2 separate regions of the Mus musculus genome follow, and region 2 is linked to region 1. A link is a loop called in an ENCODE intact Hi-C map of the cell type or tissue named here. Cell type or tissue: gastrocnemius. All regions are shown on one strand. Each heading gives the region's core, and the rest is flanking DNA. Links, peaks and the distances in the headings are about the cores only.

The links. Hi-C counts contacts between places; a loop is a spot of excess contacts. Peaks named below come from ENCODE experiments on the same cell type or tissue, not always from the same donor. Only the 100,000 strongest peaks of a DNase experiment are listed, where the experiment ranks them.
Region 2: it touches region 1 in a loop (6-fold over the local background); 35 of 42 quality-filtered maps call a loop at or near these places.

Annotation. Positions count from the first base shown.
Region 1 is chr11:49,265,611-49,276,594 of GRCm38, reverse strand. It overlaps a transcript of Olfr1393 not described here. Among named protein-coding and RNA genes, the nearest start is that of Olfr1393, 9.0 kb to the left of the region's middle. In gastrocnemius, for the core only: a CTCF peak has its summit at 5,086 (motif pointing right); a DNase peak (open chromatin) is centred at 5,055.
Region 2 is chr11:49,180,323-49,191,306 of GRCm38, reverse strand. It overlaps Btnl9 (butyrophilin-like 9), which reads left to right and starts at 4,218. Exons shown (of 10, transcript NM_172793.2): 1 at 4,218-4,319; 2 at 8,215-8,341; 3 at 10,419-10,766. The coding sequence starts at 8,236. In gastrocnemius, for the core only: a CTCF peak has its summit at 4,667 (motif pointing right); no DNase peak of the experiment used is centred there; H3K4me3 peaks cover 1,764 bases; H3K27ac peaks cover 1,171 bases.

The DNA.
Region 1 (10,984 bases), core at 2,370-7,369:
CGGCACATGCGCAGATTATTTGTTTACTACTTAGAACACAGGATGTCAGCACCATCTTGTAATGGCGAATGTGAGGGCGGCTCCTCACAGAGGTGGCTCGTGGCTCAGTGGGTAAAGGCATTTGCTACCAAGCCTAATGACCAGAGAGAACTGACTGCCATAAGTTATCCTCTGACTTCCACAGGTGGTACTCACATGCCCTCTAGTACATAAATAAATTTAATAAGATAAATAAGGACTTTTTTTTTTCTAAAGACAGGATTTCTCTGAGTAGCCCTGGCTGTCCTGGGACTTGATCTGTAGACCAGGCTGGCCTCAGACTCAGAGCTCTGCCTGCCTCTGCTTCCCCAGTGGTGGGATTAAAAGGCGTGTCCTATCACCACCCAGCAAGTAAACTGTTTAAGAAACCTGTAGCAGAATGAAGACTAATGTGCCAGCTACTCTTTCCCCTTCTAGCAGCTCTCCCTGTGTTAGTTAGTTAGCTTCTGTTTAGCAAACTGCTCACAGGCAGCAGAGTACAGGGAAACACCAAGGCCTGTTTATTTGTGTTTTATTGTTCGTGACATCTGCCATCCAATTAGATGGAAGAAGAGCTTTCCTGGGTTATCTATCGCATCTGGCATGTGCCTGTCTTCAACACTGGAAACTGCTTCTCACTCTTCACAGTACCATCAAGCAGCACAAGGGAGTCCCTACTTTGCAGTTAGGAAATCAAAGGCTTGACAAGGTCAAGTCATGTCTGGACCATCCAATTCTCTTGCTTCCCCATGCAAGCCTCCATCTATCCTTGGGAGCTGTGCCTTCTTCAGCATTCTGGAACACCTTCCGTCCCTTCTGACTGCAGACCGCATTGATGGAGCCGTCACTTGGGAACCCAGGTGTGGATCCTGCAACTAGTCTTGTTCATCCTCAGTGGAGGTCAAACCTCCTGGTAAGACACTCCTTTCTTGTCAGTCAGCTGCCATCTGTTCTCCCTTCCCAGTCCCACTCACCAGGATCAGGGTGATCAACCGCCACTGCAGCAGAATTTGGGCAACTGTACCGAGTACTCACTGGACATAGACTAGTTGCCATGAAATATGCTCGCAAGTCCAAGGCTTTAATCTTCCCAACAACCCAGCAGGAAATTCTCTCATCTGTGAATAATGAAGATGAAGCTCACAACTCAACCTGTTACCCTCCAGAATAGGCTTCTCTCCCCCTGACTTACACCAGCTGCTTGGCCCTCTGAAAGACCCATCCCAGACAAGAAAACAAATGAGGCCTCAGGGCAGCTCTTACATCTCCACTGCCTTGCCCTCAGCCCAGCTTCCAGGAAGGCTCAAACCCTCACCGTCCGACTCAGCCAGGGTGCCTACGGCTATCTAGCCTGTCAGCTATCCAGGCACAGGAAAGGGTCTAGACTACAATGGTTCTCAACCTTCCTAATGCTGAGACCCTAATCGAGTTCCTTGTGTTGTGGTGACCCTTCGTCTTTCCTTACTGTAATTATGCTACTGTTGTGAATCGTAATGTAAATATCTGTGTTTTCCGATGGTCGTAGGAGACTCTGTGAAAGGGTCATTCAACCCTCCGAAGAGGTTGCCATCCATGGGTTGAGAACTGCTGGTCTAGGGTAGGAGAAGCACTTGATTCCAGGCATAAATTAGTAAATAGATAAATCCTGTGGATGTGCAGAATACAGTGAAGGGTTATAAAAAACACTAATTCTAGGACTTAGTGTTTGCCACAGGTCTCCCTTAAAAAGCAGGCAGTGATTAAAAATTAAGTATATAGTTGTATGCAGTAAATTTTCTTCTTATTATGAAATACCAGAAATTAAAGAGGTAATTAACCACATTACAGATTTTTTGAAAAATAAAACAACATACATGACTAGCAATGAAATAGACATGTTAACACTATAATGAGTGATTTGCTGTAGTTTTTTTTTTTTTTGAGGGGGTTGTTTGTTCGTTTGTATTGCTGTTGCAGTTTAGTGTGTTACAAAACAAAACAACAACAACACTCCCCCTCATAAAAGCATCAGGAATTTAAATGAGGATGAGACAGCCACGGACATGCTTCCACCCTGGCCCAGCTAACAGCAGAGGCAGGAATTGATTCCAACCGAGTCTGGCATGAGAAATTTGGGGGTGAGCTGAATTTCAATAACATCTGAGAACGTCTCAAGGGGAGGCCTCTGATAAGGCCAGCAGTCACCAGCACAGAGATGGGCCGTTTCTCTTTTCCCAGAATCCCCTGTCGGAAGCCACTAGCAGGGAGACAAGTCAGCTGAAGAGAGCAGTAAATTAAACACACATCAGTCCATTGGCAGGTTGGCTTCCCAAGGGGACAGCAGCGCGGCTGGCTGTAGTCCCAATGAGGGGAAATCCAGGGACACAGAAAGCCCATCCACCAAGCAATCAGCTGCCGGTCCCCGTCAACTTGCTTAGAAGTGGCATGTTCGGCTGACCCAGTGTGGCCTAGGTCAAAATACTGTTTTTCTCTGACAGCTTGGCACGGCTCTGCTTCTGCAAGGGTTTGCTAAGGATTTAGTGAACAGTCTGAGTGTGCTTATAGACACTGGCGCCTTTGTGCATAATGTATAAATTACATAAGTCATGATTTTGAGGTGGGGGATGTGGTTTTGAGACTCACTGTGTAACCCTGGCTGGCCTGGACCTTTCTACACAGATCAGACTGGCTTCAAACTCACAGGCATCTTCCTGCATCCTGCCTCCTCCTGCCTCCTCCTGCCTCCTCCTGCCTCCTCCTGCCTCCTCCTGCCTCCTCCTGCCTCCTCCTGCCTCCTCCTGCCTCCTCCTGCCTCCTCCTGCCTCCTCCTGCCTCCTCCTGCCTCCTCCTGCCTCCTCCTGCCTCCTCTTGCCTCCTCCTGCCTCTGCAGTGCTGGGATTCAAGGCATGCACTCCCATACTCCAGCACTGAGCTGTTTCCTGTCTCTGCTTAATATTCATGCCTGTGTCCCTAAGAATTCCCATTCTAACTCATCCGCACTGAGTCAGTCTCCTTGAATCCAAGCCAAAATAAGACCGCTCTCACAAACCCACAGTAAATCGAGAGACATTTCTTTTGTCTGATTTATTCCTTGTGGAGAAAAGTGGGGGGAGAAGAACTGAGAAAACTGTGTGTGTGTGTGTGCATGTGTGTGCATGAATATTTACCAAATATATATAAATATCATTTTTATCATATACAATATTTACAATATATATCCTTGGCTGTCCTGGAACTCACTCTGTAGACCAGGTTGGCCTTGAATTTCAAGATCCACCAGCCTCCCAAGTGCTGGGATTTAAAGGCCTGTACCACTACCTCTTGATAATTTTTTGTTTGTTTGTTTGTTTTTAATTTCATGAGTGGCTTTTCCTCATCTTCCGTTTGTATCAGGTTCTGACTTGCACTTGTACAAGTGGTTTGGTGCTCACGGCAGCTTCTTTTCTCATAAGGAAGAGAGCCGTATAAGTAACTCTGCAATGATGATGTGCTTCTGTGTCCGTGCATGGCGCGGGCACGTAACTGACTACAGGGCCCCCAGAAAAGGACATTGGATCCCCTGGAGCTGGAGTTGCTGGCAGTTGTCAACCACCCAACGTGATGCTGGGAAGGGAACTTGGACCTCTGCAAGACCAGTCCATACTCTTAACCACTGAGCCAACTCTCCAGTTCCCGTGATAGCTGTCTTAGAATTCTTGCAGAGAAGTAGTGAAAGACAGAAATGTTGCTAGTGATTAAAGTGCAGGGACTATCTTTACCACATTGTCTGTAATGCGTATACATTTTACAATTAGGAAAAAAGATGGAGGTGCAGGGGAAAGGACAGGTGCTCCTCCTTGGGCTTTGAAGGTATGAAAACCTCCTGATATCAAGGTCTGCTGGGTACCCAGACCTCTAGGATTCAGCATAAGCCTTCCAGTAAAACAAAGCTTCGAGGGACCCCAGGAGTCTGTGGTTAGAAGTTAGCATTATCTTACTTTGAATTGTGTGCATTTCTTGCCCCCCTAAGGGGAACCCACATTCCAACTGAATGATAGGATTCCATCAATACAGTTTTTAACCTCCACTTTGATCAATTTTTACACTATGTGGTGATAAAGGGTGGAAGGCAGAAATTGTTTCCAGGCGAACACACAGGTACACTGACCTCCCTGCCCCACAGTGGGGTAGCCTGTGCTTCCAAAAGGAGACAGCCTGTTCTGAGCTGACAACAGGATTTGGGGGAGAGAGAATACAGACGAAAGCATAAACTAGTGAAGGGAACTGGGTGGATACTAGTGTTCTCCCCTGTGCAAAAAGAGACTAGACATGTAGGCGGCCCTCTTACCACCAGATCACAGACTATTCTCTTCTTCCTGCTGGCTCACTGTGTGCTCAGCACAGCGACAAACAATTCCATCTTACTTCTTCCTGACAGGTTTGTCACAATAAATCTTGGAAGTTCTAAACTACAATAACTTTATTCACTTTATTCCCCAGAGAAAGAATTGTTCCTATTCTTGCATACCAACAAATGCAGGGACACAACAGATCAACTCAATGTCTGTGAAACGTGTTTGCTTGCAGAAAGTGTGTAGCTTCCTGCCTGTGTCTTTCTAGTCAATGGCTTCTAAGTGATAGGACTAGGGCCTTTTTTTTTTTGCTCTTAACTTTGTGAGAAGAAGAAAGTATTTTTAAAGTATTTTAGAATAGCAATCATAGAGAACTTACTAATTTGCAACAGAGCCAAAGTTGATAGGCTGAAAAATATCAAGAGTAAACCATATGAAAAGTTCTAGAAGGTATGACATGTACATAAGACAAATGGAGGGAGGGGCAAGAAGGACGAACTGAGGGAGAAGGGAATGAACCTAAGGAAAAACAGGTATCGGCTCCGCTAGGGAAGAAAGGTACTGACTTCAATGTGTGGCCATCTGACTGAGTTGTTGAGCTGCCAGACCAGGAGAGGAGATGGGCAGCTATTGTTAGAGATGGAAGCCCTGGGGGCGGGACATCAGTATCTTCAGCAGTTTCAGAAACTCTGAGTCTAGTCAATTCAACCAAACCTCAAGAGACCTTGCAAATTCCCGCCTAGTGCAATTTTTTCAAATTACCACGAGAGGGCACTCCTGCCTAATGAAGACCAAAGTCCAACTACACACTTGTTTCATATGGAAGGAGTTACAGAGACAAAGTTTGGAGCTGTGACGAAAGGATGGGCCATCTAGAGACTGCCAAATCCGGGGATCCATCCCATAATCAGCTTCCAAATGCTGACACCATTGTATACACTAGCAAGATTTTGCTGAAAGGACCCAGATATAGCTGTCTCTTGTGAGACTAGGCTGGGGCCTAGCAAACACAGAAGTGGATGCTCACAGTCAGCTAATGGATGGATCACAGGGCCCCCAATGGAGGAGCTAGAGAAAGTACCCAAGGAGCTAAAGGGATCTGCAACCCTATAGGTGGAACAACATTATGAACTAACCAGTACCCTGGAGCTCTTGACTCTAGCTGCATATGTATCAAAAGATGGCCTAGTCGGCCATCACTGGAAAGAGAGGCCCATTGGACTTGCAAACTTTATATGCCCAGTACAGGGGAACACCAGGGCCAAAAAGTGGGAGTGGGTGGGTAGGGGAGTGGGGGGGAGGGTATGGGGGACTTTTGGGATAGCATTGGAAATGTAAATGAGGAAAATACCTAATAAAAATATTTTAAAAATTAAATCTAGGAAGTGAAATTATGAATGAATTTCATTTGCTTCTAATTTTCTACATTTCACAGTTGTATTGAAACTAACACATTGCTTCATGGTTACTAAAATATTTATAAATAAAGAACTGATGAAAAGTAGCGCCCCACCATCATCCAATCAAATGGGGTGAAGATCTGGATAGACACTACCTCAAAGGAGACTCACGTGACCAGCAGATACTTCAAACTGTTTGAAATGTCAATATCTGTAGCCAGCAGGAAATGCAAAGTAAAACTGCTTTGATGTCCTATCTCATCCCAGTCGAAAGGGCTATCGCCAGGAAAACAAATGCTGGGGATGGTGTGGGAACATGTGTCTTATACTGCACTATTTATTGAAAATAGAACTAAGTGCTAGAGAGATGGCTCAGTGGTTAAGAGCACTGACTGCTCTCCCAGAGGTCCTGAGTTCAAATCCCAGCATGACATGGTGACTCACAACCATCTGTAATGTGATCTGATGCCCTCTTTTGGTGTGTCTGAAGAGAGCTACAGTGTACTTATATATAATAAATATATTTTTAAAAAAAGAGTTAGGGAAATAGAATATAAAATATGACTCAGCTGTGCCACTCCTGCATATATATCTGAAGGATTCTGGGTCTACATACCTCACAGATACCAGTACGCCTACATTGTTGATGTCTACAAGAGCTGAGAAATGCAGCCGCCTGGATGTCCATCAGGCAGATCAACACCTAAGGGACATGTGGTGTGCGCATACAATGGAATTTCTTTAGTTGTAAGAAAAAAAATCAAATCATAACACTCAGGGTGAAGTAAAGAGATCCGGAGATTGTTTTGCTACACGAAATGAGCCAGACTCAGAAAGACAAATACCGTCTTTCCTCTCATGTAGAACATTGATTTAAGTGTGCGCATGCGTGTGTTGAAAGAAAGACGACCATGACCTGAGAAAAGAGGAAGAGATCTTAGAGGCAGAAGTGAGGGTAACAGTATAAGGCAGTGGTTCTTGGCATTTCCTAGTGCCACGACCCTTTAACAGCTCCTCATATGGTGGTGACCCCCAACCATTAAATTATTTTTGTTGCTACTTCATATCTCTAATTTTGCTACTGCTATGAATCATAACGTAAATATCTGATCTGCAGGATATTTGATATGCGACCCTGCGAAAGGGGCCGTTCGCCTGTGTGTGCATGCACGTATACACACACACACACTCACACTCACACGAGGGTCGAGACCCAGAAGTTGAGAACCGCTGGACTCAGCGCCCACAAAAGAAGAAAGGAGAGTGGTTTGGAAGAGGGTGGGGTTCTTTTGTGATTGGGTTACCTCACTCAGGATGATGCCCTCCAGGTCCAACCATTTGGCTAGGAATTTCATAAATTCATTCTTTTTAATAGCTGAGTAGTACTCCATTGTGTAAATGTACCACATTTTCTGTATCCATTCCTCTGTTGAGGGGCATCTGGGTTCTTTCCAGCTTCTGGCTATTATAAATAAGGCTGCTATGAACATAGTGGAGCATTTGTCCTTCTTACCGGTTGGGACATCTTCTGGATATATACCCAGGAGAGGTATTGCTGGATCCTCCGGTAGTACTATGTCCAATTTTCTGAGGAACCGCCAGACTGATTTCCAGAGTGGTTGTACAAGCCTGCAATCCCACCAACAATGGAGGAGTGTTCCTCTTTCTCCACATCCACGCCAGCATCTGCTGTCACCTGAATTTTGGAGGAGCTAGAGAAAGTATCCAAGGAGCTAAAGAGATCTGCAACCCTATCGGTGGAACAACATTATGAACTAACCAGTACCCCAGAGCTCTTGACTCTAGCTGCATATATATCAAAAGATGGCCTAGTCGGCCATCACTGGAAAGAGAGGCCCATTGGGTCAGGCAAACTTTATATGCCCCAGTACAGGGGAATGCCAGGGCCAAAAAATGGGAATGGGTGGGTAGGGGAGTGGGGGGGGGTGGGGGACATTTGGGATAGCATTGGAAATGTAATTGAGAAAAATACGTAATAAAAAAAAAGGAAGAGGGCGGGGGTGGGGTGTTGAGCAAGCAGAGAAGGGGGGACAAAAGAACAACAAATGGTGGCATACACATGTGAAGATGCCACAGAGAAAACCAGTGCCCCATGTGTGAATTAATTAATTTTAAAAGTTAGTTTTAAAAGATTTGCCCTGTGACCTTGTATTTGATGAGACAGATACAGGCGCTGGGGTATAATATGTGTGTAGCTGGCAGGTGACAAAGTATTGATTCTTGTATTATCTCAGTGGAAAAAAATGTGGGTCACTAATCTTTCGATGTCCCTACGGGTTTAAATTCTCATAATTAAAAACTTGAAAAAAATACTTCAAATATAAAACTGGAAAAAGCTGGGCGTGAATAAAAGAATATACCCATTAATTCAAAGATAATTTCTACCTTAGTAATAGAGTGAGCATCACTGAGAACACCATACTCACCCTTCGGTACTAATGGATAAATGTCTGGAATTTCTCATCCGCGAAACATTTGTTTAAGCATTCCATTCCGGTTGCAGAGACTTCTCCACTTCAAGGACAGAACAGGAAAGCCGACCGGTTAACCAACCGGTTACTATTTTAACTTATCAAAAACTTTCAAACAGCAGCTAAAAATAACCATTCATTTTGCTGGTCATGGGTTAAACATTGAGGAGGGCTGACTGGCTTTGACCGGCTGGCTAGCTGCTGCTTCACACCAAGTTGTAGCAGATACTGACCCAGGCTTGGAGTTTCAAAAGGCTCCACAGGACTGAATATGGAAGACGGTTCGCTCACACGGCAGCAGATGTTCCTGCCCACTAACCTTCCCATCTGGCCTCTCCCGTGAGGTGGTCCCAGAACAGTGAGATTTCTTACACGCTTAGCTTTTAGCCCAAGGTTCTAAGCCAGCAGTTCTCAACCAGACGCCAAATATCCTGCATATCAGATATTTACGTTACAATTTATAACAGTACCAAAATTAGTTATGAAGTAGCATTGAAATAATTTTGTTTGGTGTCACCACCACTTGAAGAATGGTATTAAAGTGTAGCAGCTTTAGGAAGAATGAGACTCATTGTTCTAAGCAATACAGGCAGAAATCCCACAAGCTTCTTTGTTGTTGTTATAGCCAGACATTGGACACCCTCCAGAGAGCCATATGTAAGGCTTGGTCCCCAGAGTCGTGTGCTGGACAGGGAGATCTACAGTCACTTGGAGTTGTGCTCCCTAAAGCAAGCGGTAGGACCCTGGCCTATCTCATCGGTCTGCTTCTTAGCTGGAGATGTGAGCAGTCACAGTGACACACGCATCCTCCCACCAGGCAGCCAAGTGGCCCGGCTTAGACTTGAACCTTCCAAATCACGTGCCAAAATAAACCTCTACTTCCGAGATGATCTGTGTCTACTATTTTGTTATGGTGGCATAAAGGGACTAATGTACCGTCAATGACTTCTGTTGGAGCCTTGAGTAGGATGGAGTCAACTGTTCCCAGTGTGTGCTAATTGTTCTCTTCTGGGAAAGAATGGAGGGTTGTGGTGAGTTCTAGCTTGCGTATGCGTGTGTGTGCGCGTGTGTGCACCTCCTTTCCCCTTTCCTGATGCCTAGATCCATCTTGGAAGGCGAGCGGAGAGCCACACGTTGAAGATGACGCCTTGGTTCATCGGTGTGTGTTTCCTGTCAATCGGCACTTCTGGAGATGTGTGTGGCCTTTAAGAAAACTACTCTTGTGTGACCTTGAGAGTCTCACCACCACGACAGGACAGCAGGACAGTTCTCACCAAAGCCAGTGAGGGTTCCCGGGAATTTAATTTTACCTTTTCCAGGTCAGGCAGGATTCTTAAAGCATAACCTTCACTCCTGTTTTTCTTGGTAATAATGTTTAACTAAAAATCAACTCAGCTGGTGGATTTCTTTCGTAATCTCTTTTGCTGACAGCACGCCTGTGTGTTGTTAGTGGCCGTGAACCTTTGATCAGGCACTGACTGCAGACCCTCCTCTGGCCTGTCTTCCTTTCTCCCAGCCTAACGTGTGAGTGTGTGTGTATGTGAGTGTGTGTGTGTGTGTGTGTGTGTGTGTGTGTGTGTGTTAGCTGGAACTCTTGCAGCCAAGGAATGACACTTAGAACGGAGGCCTTGTGCTAAGGAGGGTGAGCCCGACACAGGTATCTGAGGCCCTGATAACATCAGAAGCCACTATGCCAGGCCTACATCACCTCCACCGCCTTTGTTTTTTAAGGTTTATTTTAGTTGAATGTGTGTGTGTGCCTGAGTGTGTGTGTATTGTAGCACATGTGTGTAGGTACCCCAGGAAGCATAAGGGGTCAAATCCCTTGGAACTGGAGTTACAGAAGAGCTGCCTGGTGTAGGTACTAGGAACTGAACTGGCATGGGCAGTACATACTTCTCATTGATCAGTCATCTCTCCAGCCCCTGGCTCTCATTTCTTTAGATCTGTATTTCCTGTTGCGGGGAGCTAAATCTAGTTCTTAGTCACTTACAGTTTTAGTAGGAAGAGCCACACTTCAAATGAGCAAGGGGGGTGGGGGCAAAGCAGACCAACCTCGGTGCCATCCACGTGGTCCCCGTTCACTACTATACTACTATCTTGACCTCATAGACTAAAGTGCTGGCAGGACCACTGTGTGATCCAGAGTGAGACATACAGACAGTGTGCCCAGTGCAGACTCCAGCTCAGGCCCATCACACCTGGATCATCTGTGCCACCAGGCTTGGTCTCTGAGCCTCTGGGAAGAGAACAGTGCTCTTGATCCCTTAGCTGAAAGGGCCTTTAACCTCTGCATCCAAACATAAATTCCCTCTGATCTGTCCAGGCTAGTCAAGTGTGCTGGGTAGAAAACAGGACCAAGGACTCCTGGGTAGCAAACCACTTGCCACTTGGGTTAGGGCTACACCTGGAAGTCTGAAACTCTATTTCTTTAGAATGAGGTGAATATTATGTTGCATAAATTTATTAGTTATGTAAACTTATATAAGCTAAATATTTGCAGATAAATAAATGTTCTATTTGTGTGAGAAAGAAGTCTGGTAGAATCGTGCACCACGGTATAAATTTGGTAAAGAACTGGGCCACCTTGTCTGGGGAGAGGATGTACCTAGTCCTGCAGTGACTTGATGTGTTGGGGGGATGGGGAGGGAGAAATGGGGGGAGGATCTGCATGAGGGTATACTGAGAAGACAGGGAGGGGTTGATATTGGAATAAAAAGTGAACAAATTTTTTAAAATCTCGTTTAAAAAAAAGTATAGCTGT
Region 2 (10,984 bases), core at 2,487-7,486, 85 kb after region 1:
TCTGTCTCATGAAATTCTCTCCTGCATGGCAATCCAAGTGACTCACTGGCATTTAGAATGCAGAATATGTCACAGGCCAAGAAGCACGGATCCCTGGACTCCAGGAGGAGTAAGAGTGCTTGGAAAGGAAGCAGGCACACAGAGGAAATGTGCCTCATGCCAATGTGCCTCAACGAGACATTTATGAAAGTTCAAACTAAGGGGTAAGAGATATGCACACAGGGAGAGGATCTTTGCCTGTCAGAATGCCCATCAGAAGTAGGAATTTTGAATGGGATCTTGGGAAAGACATCCCCATCTCTTGCTCATTTAATCAATACTTAAATGAGTACATAACTTTCATGAAAATTTGAACATAGATCTGAGTAAAATAAGGCAATCACCTCATAATTATTTCGGATATGTTATTGCTCAATAATTAATTAGCCATCATCCTCTCAGCCTAAAACATTCCTAACAATATACCCTCGACTACTTACAAAAAAATGTATGGCCACGTCATTTGGGAGCACTCTTCTATGCCTATTACTACTGAGGATTGGCTCCATTCTTTAAGTTGCTTTCCAGAAACTCCCAGTTAAATGCTGCAAGAAACATAACACCTGAAGCAGAGAGAGCTATTGGTTTATTAAATCATGCTGTAGCAAATACTTCATGTTCATGTCATTAATCCCTTTCTTCCTTATCAATTACTTATCATTCCTTCCTGCTCACCACCTACTGGAATGATGAGGTGATGGTATAGAAATTTATGCGTACCATAATTCTCTGCCATGATCTGCAACTCCTTACTTATAAGAACTTATAGGCTTGACAATGATAAGAAGGGCATATCTTAAACAGCTTACTGGTAAAGAGCCTGCAGCAACAGTTCTCAGTCTGTCTTGCAGGTGGATGGATCTTCAAAAGGACAAGGAGTTTGTGTTTTATATACAAATTCCACACACTCCTCACAAAGAAGACTATACCCACCGCTGGTTGTACACTCAACAGTCTGAACTCGCTGTAATCAATCAGTGTTGATTAGTTGTTTCTCAGCCACTAAATATTTTAACTGGCTCTGTGTATTGTGCTCAAACGGTTTCTCTTTTAGAAACTGCAAGCCTTAACCCAACCCTATTACTAATGTTACTCCCTTCAAAGAGACAACCAGTCTCAACATTTTCATAACTCATATTCATGCTCAATCTAATCTGCCAGGCCCATTAATATTTGATAATGCTCGAACCTATGCACTGACCTATTCCCTACCTCTAATACTTTATTTTTAGGCTGCTCAAAAATCTCTGGTACTTCATCAAATACAGGTATAATCTTTTTACCTAGGGAGCAGGCTCGACAGACCATCACGTTCTTCTTTCACACTGCCGCCATCTGCTGGCATAATTAATGCTCGAGAGTTGAAACCTAACACCATTAGGCAAACAGACATTACTCATATCTTAGAATTTGGACGTTTAAAATATGTCCGTGTAACAGTTGATACTTTTTCTAATATGATGTGTTGCTTCTGCTTACAAGGGTGAAGCAACCTCAGATACCATTATCATTTATTATATATGTTTCCTTTCCAGGACTCCCATTACAACTAAAATCTGATAACGGTCCTATTTATAAAGGCAAATGGCTTAAGAAATTTTGTTACTTATGGAATATTAATGGAGGATATTGTGGATGGACTAATCTAGTTGATCAGCCCGGTGTAATAGTGTGGATTTTAGCATAATTAATCACTCTTTAGAAAGCTTTGTTAGTGGAAATTATAGTTGTATAAAGATAAAAAATACTGTCTGTCATACTGCTTACCAAAGTTGATATTGTTGCAAAATAGCACTATCTGTTGCCAGTGATTTATAAAACAAACTCTGGCTTCATTTGGTGTCTGACAGCTAACAAGAGTAATCTTTTTGCATCAGAAGATACCCATCTATTCCTGGAATATATATAATATATATATAATAATAATTATATATATATATATATATATAGCATAGGAGTTACTCATATGCATTAGAATCCATCTGCACCAGGATCCCCTGATATTCCTGTCAATGCTGTTTTTTAATCACATTGAATATGCTTTACATGTTATCTTAAATTATATATAACTTATATCTCTCCTGATTGTAATCCCACCTCTAACCATACCCTTCCCTCTGGCAAACAACTGCCTTTGGGATGGATCTGTGTGAATGGTGTTATGTGGGATAGGCCATATTACATCCATTTTTCCAGGAAAGCTTTACAATTGATCAGCAGAATTAAGAGACTTCCCTCCAAGTTGCATCTATGGGACCCTGTAATAGTTGCATCCACAGCAGCTTTCTTATTACCAATCACAGGAATGATTCCTGGAATACAGAGAGTGGCCTGTATAATTACTATAGTATATAATTAGTAGTAAAACTACTAATATTATAGCAAAAATATTATCAGAAATTAACCCAGAGATGGTTGAATTTAGAGTCACAGTTTTACAAAATAAAGCTACTATAGATAATTTGTTGCTGGAGCATTATTTTGGTTGTCAACAATTTCCTGACATGTTTCTTTATTGTGTTAGATTTCTCTCACATTACAGAAGGTCAAATTCATGATTTGCATAAAGAGATAAAATCTCTCAAGTGACCTCTGAATACCCATCATGTTAAGATGGCTTTGCCCTTTCCTTGATTCTCTGTTAGCTATTATTATAATTATTTTATCCTTGCCTGTGTTAGTTAGTTATACCAGCCATGAAGGTAATGCATTCAACCTTGGACTCTATTACAACCATAATTTTTCTTTAAAAAGTAAAAACGAGGGAGATATAGGCGGCCCAGAGGTCCTTGTGCTCACAGATAAGCACCTGGGGAGTCTGGAGTGCTAAACACAGGATTGATCCTTCGAAAGAAGGAAGTCATAACCCGTTAGCTGCCCAGAAGGCTGGCAGCAGACACGGTCAATAGCCTAATGACCTTTGTACTGTCTGTGAGTCTGAGACCCCACAGGACCCTCCCCCAGACCCTTATCATAAGCTTGTTTTTCTCAATCCATAGAGCCTATTTTCTTTTTGGAAGGCATCATATGCACTTTACACAGATTTCCATTGCAGGCACATTTATTTATGTGTAGGGCATTCATATGCCTAAAATAAACCACTTGGGGGTAAAACGCCCAAAGTTTGAACCAATATCGGCTGCTTAATTGTGTTGAACCAAACTACCTTCTCGGCTCCTATGGACCATACTCTGCAGGCTATGGCGGTCTCAGAGACCCCCTGCACGAAGACTGGGAAGAAAGAAGTGTGCACATGGGAAGAGGTCAAGTCCACCCATCAGAGGCAGGAATTTTGAGTAGGATCTTGGAAAGAGTGCCGATTGGTAGGAAAGAGACCTATAGAATGCCATGCGCATGGGCGGAGCGTGTGACACAGCTTTGCCTTCCGGCTCCGTGGAGAGATTAGGAGGATCTCCACATGGAGAATGCAGAGAGAGGACTGTGGGAAAGCAAGAGCAAGGGGTGAAGGTTAAGTGACTGGAGAGTCTTGAAGAGGAAGGACACACTTTATAGAACAAACTCAAGAGAAGGGTAGATTCGCCACCTCTAGCAGCCTCTCTTCTGTTCGCATTCAGCTTCATGTAGAGTGCAGCTTCACTGCAGAAATGCTTATACCCCACTGTTTCCGCGCTGTATATGAACGCTGTTCTAAGTCTGCTTGTGACAGTGTTCCCAGGAGGTTTCCGCCGGGTGTTTCCCTGCAGAGAGGGATATGATGGGTTAAGTCAGAGCTGGGCACAAGCACTTCCCAACTTCTAATGGAGACTGCAGTCTGTCTCAGTGTTACTGGGAAGCTAGAGGGGCTGGCCTTGGACCACCATCCAGCCTCCCTGGATATCCAGCTTGATCTATCCAGAAATCCTGGATGGCCAGCTTGGGCATTCTTTTTCTCTTCTTAGCCACCTGCAGATGCAGCCTGTTCTAACGAAGTTCCCAGGCACCTTTGGCCTCTTTTTAAGACACTGGAGGGTCATTTTCTATGGGAACTTAGCTTGAGATTTTTTTCCACGAGGACGGGATATGACGGAGACTTCCTCGTTTTGTTCTATCTATCTTGGTTTTTATAACAAAGGGCAGAACCAATAGTTTATGTCCTAAGGTGAAAGGTGGGCGAGTAATTTTGTCACCAGTGAGCTGCATCCTCTTCCTGAACCCAGCTGCCAGCCCACATCCAAAGCAGCTTAGCATCAGGGACTAACATTTCACAATCACCCCCTTTAGAGGGAGGTGAGATTGCCAGCATCCCTCTACCGCTTGGATCTTCTTCTGTTACCTGAAAGGTACGTGGCTCCTTTGCAACACTTGTATGAACCTTCTAGAAACAGAAAGCAGAAAAAGATAGAAAGCACCCTAGGGGAAGCACAGCATAGGTGGAATCACATATGCTCTCATCACCCAGTTCTGGTGGTTTGGTTGCTGGGGTGCGTGGGATGTTTTGGTTGTCTTAGGGGAGATGCCCATTCAGGCTGGCTCCTCTGAGGAGGCAAAGTTCCGATGCATCCTTTTCCCCTGCAGATGAAAAGGGTTCATTCTTTTGGTCCTCCCTTCTTAAAGTGACTCAGCTCTTTATGAGGATGGAAATCCTCTTATAGACCAAGTAAAATCACACTGATGCAAGCTAGTGGGCAGTAGAGGGCACTGGAGTGGGAAAGGATTAGGAAGTGCGCAGGTCTCATTTGCCCTTTGGAACTTATGGGGATAAACTGCAAGATGAAATGTACCGATTGTGGTTTGCAAAACAACAGTGCAGAACAGCAGACGTGAGAGGTGGGCTTCAGTACTACAGTGTGCACGAGCTCTGTGTCCTTCATAGCTTCAGAAAGTAGCATCCCAAGGGATCACCGGGACAACTTAGCTAGGTCTGAGGCCTCTTCACCGAGGTCTCCATCTTCCACCACCACCACACCCCAATTCAGCGTGTCTAGCTTTCTCCTTTCTCCAGCCAAACTTCTCCACCTGGATCAGACTCTGGAGCCCGTGGCAACCTTGGCACACGTGGTGAAAACTAGAAAGTGTTTCTCCTTGGGGGAAGCTGTGGGAAGGATCAAAGCCTTTAACTGAAGGGAAGGTGGAGAGGAGCCTTGAGGTGGGGAGTAGTGTGGTGAATGGCACACAAAGTCACTTTAGGAAACTCTCTTCTTGTCCCTTCAGGAAATTTCCAGGCTTCCAATTACAGGCTATCCAGCAGATACCCCTGAATATTGAACAGATACTGAAGTCCCATGACTCCTGTCTAAAAGGCTGATGACAAAGTCTTGGGGACACTTTGGTTTAAGCTTTCATTCTTTTTCTTTGGCAGTAAAATTTAAATTCATCATTTGTGACCTAGTTTCTTCTTTAGTGCGGGTGGGTATGGCACTGCTTGAGGCTGGGTGCCTCATAACAGCATGATGGTTTGTAGTTATTGATGCAAATGAAATCAGAAGCCAGACCTGACACAGCACAGCTGGGGAGAGGCTGGGAGAGAAAAACAGATGCTGTAAACAACAGCTGAGGAAGAAATCTCCCTCTGCCACCTCTAGCTGTGTGTGAAGGTGTCCCACATGCCTCAGCTTACCTACCTATAATTTGGGCTTTTTGGTAAAAGTAGTAGTAATACTGACGGAATATGTGAGTGTTCAATAAGTAAGTATTTAATTTATGTTTATTGCTTGTGGGAATTTACATGGTGTGTGTGTGTGTGTGTGTGTGTGTGTGTGTGTGTGTGTGTGTGTACTCTTTTCTAGTCACTTCAGGAAGTTTCCAGACTACTGGCTTTCGATTAAAGGCTATCCAATAGCTATCCCTGAGTAGTGAACAGACACTGAGTACCTGTGACTCCTGTCTGTGAAGAGGCTGGTGACAAAGTTATTACTACCTTCATCAATAAGCCTATATTACAAGTTGGGAAATTGAATCATGTGGGACACTTTCACACACAGTTAGAGGTGATAGAGTGGAGCTTCTACCTCAGTGTGTGTGTGTGTGTGTGTGTGTGTGTGTGTGTGTGTGTGTGTGTGCGTGTGTTCACGTATACACCTTATATTTTAACCTTTTTCCCCCCATAGCTTCAGTGATGGCAATCACGTGTTTATCACAACAGAGAAATGACTACAGATAGCAATTCTGGAACATGCTACCCCATTTACTTGCCCCTTGGGGAAGAACAAACTGTCCTTAGCTAACAAGAGCTACCACTTCACGTACTTGCCCCTTTGGAAGGAACACACTTTCCCTCTAGGCTGACAAGAGCTACCACTTAACACAGTTGACTAAGTCCTCACATTGTAGCTCATCCAAACAGACCACTGCATATGCCCCAGTGCTTGCTTTGCAAGGTGCTATCTGGGTGGTGATGTTCCTAGTGTGGCTTTGCTCTCTTGGGACTCTAAGCTGTGTCTGGCCCATAAGAACAAGGCATGAAAGGGAAGGGAAGACAAGGTGAGTGACAAACACAAAGTCAGTGTGGCTTCGGATGCCTTGCTGCCACTTTGCAGAGCTGTCACTGACATGCACGTGCCCACTTCTGTCATCAGCCACAGTGGACAAGGCACATTACTGTCCCTTTGGAGCTTTCATCTTTGCCCAGGACTTCTGGTCTTGTTAGTTATCGCACAAATAATAATCTCAGTATATTCAGACCATCAAAACAGATAGGTTGGCTCCAGAGGGGAATGAGCCTTCCTCCCTCTAAAGAGTCCATCTGAAACACAATTGGTGTGGCCCTTACTTGCTCCTCTGCCTTATCTCTGCAACCTCTGAGTCTGAGCTCCAAAGCCCCAAATGTGGTACATTCATTTCTTAGACCATTGCTTCCTGCACCCCATCTTGTGTTCCTACCAGTCTGGGTCCTTCTAGCCCATAAGTCACCCTGAGGAGTCCTTATCAACCTTCCTACATCTCCTCTGACTGCTTTCCTACTGCGCAATCCTACATCTTTGTCCATAGTTTTGCAGATCATATGGCTAGGGCTCAGCAGAAGCAAAGGCTATCTGGGGGTCACCAAACAATGGCGAGTGTGGTAGCAAAAGACAGAGTAGAATGTGAGTTGGATTAGAGAGTAAAAATCCACTGGATATGCCCTCCCCCCGAGGAACAGTCGTGATGGGATGAACCCTTTCTGGAAGAAAGCTGCAAAATGATGTTTCGAAAGTGGAGAGAGGAGAAGGTGATGACTTTTATTTATAGAGTGTTTCTTTATTTCTGTGTTTGAGACAGACTCTGGCTAGCTAGCCCAGGGCTCTCTTTACACTCATGATCACTTTGCTTCAGTCTTCTGCATGCTGGGATTTTAAGTGTGTGCCATCACATGCAATTTAAACAGCATCTTGTCAACTCATAGGAGGCTTAGACTTTTTCCTTCCTTTGCTCAAGCACAAAGATTGAGGTTCACCCAGCTACAAAGTCTGCTGCCTGAAGTCCTACGCCTAAATAAAGAAGCGATGTGGAGAGACTCTGTATCCCAAGATGCACTCATCACATTAGACTCATTGGTTGCTAGACTTAGATGCTAACACAGAGCGCAACAGGGACTTAAGAGATAGAGGAGTCTGAATTTTCTGGACCAGAGGATAGAGAAGGGATTGCCAGATGGTATCCCTCCATCAGCTGGGCCTAAAGATGCAAAAAACATGAGAACAGGGACTAGTTAGCCCCCAATAAGATCAGAATAGATGAAATTGACCAGAATGTCCCAAAGGTTGGCAGGTAGCCACCATATATACTCTGCTTTGGAAAAAAATAGCTCTGTCTTCCTGTTTTATGAACCTGATGTTCCAGGGCAAAGAATGTGTACACCAGTGGTCTGCAGTGGGGAGGAAGGGAGATAAAGCTGCATTTGATATTCTTCCTAGATTTCCCATTCTCTGGGGAGTGTCACTAACCCAGAGGAGGGTGACACTGAGCCTCCACACAATGTATGGCTCCATTCCTGAGTCCAAACAATACGTTGCTTCCTCTGGGACCCTTCAACCCTGTCTGCTCACAGCACCATGAGTTCCAATGGTAACAGCATCACCTGATAAAATTAGAATCAGTTCTTATATCCTGTCATAGTTAAAAAGAAGCTATGAGCTTGATATGGAACTCCAGAATTAGCTAATAATAATAACAATAAATAAAAGAATGAATATAATCTCAGACCCTCTGGGTGAAGGGTCACCGTCCATATTACCCTGCATGTTCATTATTTTCTAGGTGGGCCCTCACCGCTGACAGATGGCAGATTTCTCAGTATTTCTGGGGTTTCTGAAGCAAATACCTCGGTGCCTCAGCATCTTCTTCACCTACCTTCTCTTCCTTCAGTTGTGGGAGGTGAACTCAGGTAGTGTATTTGATCTGCAGCCATAGTCAGCTCATCCAGGTAGAATATGAGCACCCAAACTCTGCCCCTATTTCTGCTGGGTGCCCTCTAGGAGTGGGCTCTCATGATACAGCACCAGACCATACTAATTACTAAAATGCCAAAAGATTCCCACTCAGGGTTTTGGAATTTGTTATTGTTGTTCGGTTGATTGGTTTATTTTTCTTTTGCTTTTGTAACTTTTGTTGTTTTGTTTTGAAACAGGTTCTTGCTATGCAGCCTAGGGTGGCCTGGAACTCTCAATCCTCTTACCTCAGCCCCTTCAGTACTAGGACATACACTAACCATTACCATTATATACCAACCAGTACAGCTATATAGCAACCAGTACAGCTATATAGCAACCAGTACAGCTATATAGCAACTAGTACAGTTATATACCAACTAGTACAGTTAAATACCAACCAATACAGTTATATACCAACCAGTATAGTTATATACCAACCAGTATAGTCATATACCAACCAGTACAGTTATATACCAACCAGTGTAGTTATATACCAACCAGTATAGTCATATACCAACCAATACAGTCATATTAACCAGTACAATTATATACCAACCAGTACAGTTATATAGCACTATTTACTGCTTCAATCCCAGTTGTTAAAGCCACACTGCTTGATGCTCTTTCATCAGTTTGCCAGCCCCTGTTTCCCATATACACTTCCCTGGAACAAAACAAGCACAGAGAAGAGCAGTTCTCTTTCCTGGACAGCCTTGCTTTCCTGGGAAGCTAATAGATGAAGGATAAATGGAAGAGAGAGACAGAGACAGAGACAGAGGCATCTCAGGTGTGTGAGAAGGACAGTTGAAGAGACCCCGGAGAGGGAACCTGGTAGGAAGGTGACAGGATTGGCTGGGATTCGTCCAGGAGGTAAAAGGTTGCTGTTGGGTGTTTTTTGTTTTTGCTTTTTCCCAAAATGACACAAAGCAAGAAACGTCCATGATCTACAGGCAAAGTGAAGGATGAGGAAAGAGATGTAGTATGTTTGAGTTTGGGGAAGAAGTGTTAGCTGAATTTAGAAAGGAGGAAGCCGACTAACGATAGCAGAGAGGCCACCTGGAGGCACCAGAAAAGAAGACCAACGATCAAATGAAAGAGTATGACAGGTCTCTCTCAATGGCAGAGTTCAGTAGGCATTTAAATACCAAAATACACAGAAGCTATACATATGAACTCTGTTGATAAATGTTGTGAAAACTGCCTGCCCAGGCTAGCTTATTGTCAGTTTGACACAAGTCAGAGATATCTGAGCAGTGGGAAGCACACTTGGGAAGATGGCTCTTTATGACTGACTTGCATGCAAGCCTGAGGCATCTTAAATTAGTGATTGATAGAGAAAGGCCCAGCCTTTCTGCTTATACATTCTGGGCCTAAGAAAGCAGACTGAAGACTCCATGAAGAACAAAGACAGTAGGCAGCTCTCCCCTATGGTCCCATGGTCTCTGCTTCAGTTCCTGCCTCCAGGGTCTTGCCTTGAGGTCCTGCCTTGACTTACCTGTAAATGAGACCTTTCCTTCTCAGGTTGCTCTCAACCATGGTGTTTATCACAGTGATGGCAACTCTACTAAGACATGGACAGAATAAGGCTCTCCAGTCTCACTGCCCAGAACGTAGCACCATCAGCTAAATGGTTTCTCTCTTTCAAGATCTTTTTCTTGGTGCACTTATACAAACCAGCAATTCTCTATCACAGGCATACATTTTGTTAGTCACAAAACACATTGTATTTAGCATGCTCCCCTGGCCACACACAGCTCCTCAAATGGCATCTGCTTGATTGATTCAAACCAATAACTAGTCCCTCTCTGTACAGTGCATCTCTTTGTAATGTGTGTACATAGATAGGTATTTTAATTGACTTTTTTCATAACAATTTCTTCTCCAGGAAAGCACACAGATTGTTCTTGGAGAGCATCTCATCTTTGTCGTTTGGATGATTTGCTGTAGATTTCTGATCTACAAACAAAAGTGATTTTTTTTTTTTTTTAAGTTTGAAGTGGGTTGATGCATTGTTTTGGATTATTGTCCTAGACAAGGTCTGGGTGTTGGGCCCTGAGGAGTCCATTTTGGCCCGCGTCGGGGAAGCGGTGGAGTTCCCATGTCGCTTATCATCATACCAAGACGCAGAGCACATGGAAATTCGCTGGTTTCGGGCCCAGGTCTCCAACGTGGTGTACCTGTACCAGGAGCCGCAGGGGCGCTCCAGCCTGCAGATGGCACAGTTCCGAAACAGGACCTTATTTGAAGCCTATGACATTGCAGAGGGAAGCGTGAACCTACACATCCTTAAAGTGCTTCCCTCCGACGAGGGCCGATATGGGTGCCGCTTTCTTTCTGACAACTTCTCTGGTGAAGCCACGTGGGAGCTGGAAGTAGCAGGTACGTTCTCAAGCCAGACAGGAGCTGGAGACAGAGGAAAGGATCGGATTGGAGTTGCAGAGAGAATCTCGGGTCGAAAATAAACAACAAACGCAGTATTTTAAAACGTTGGGTGTGGCATGAAGGGATACTTCTGAGGTCTAGTGCCTGGCCAGTACACACAGGCTGAGGTTCGATCCCCAGTACCAGCGGTTGGGAGTCAGGTGGTAGAAGCATTT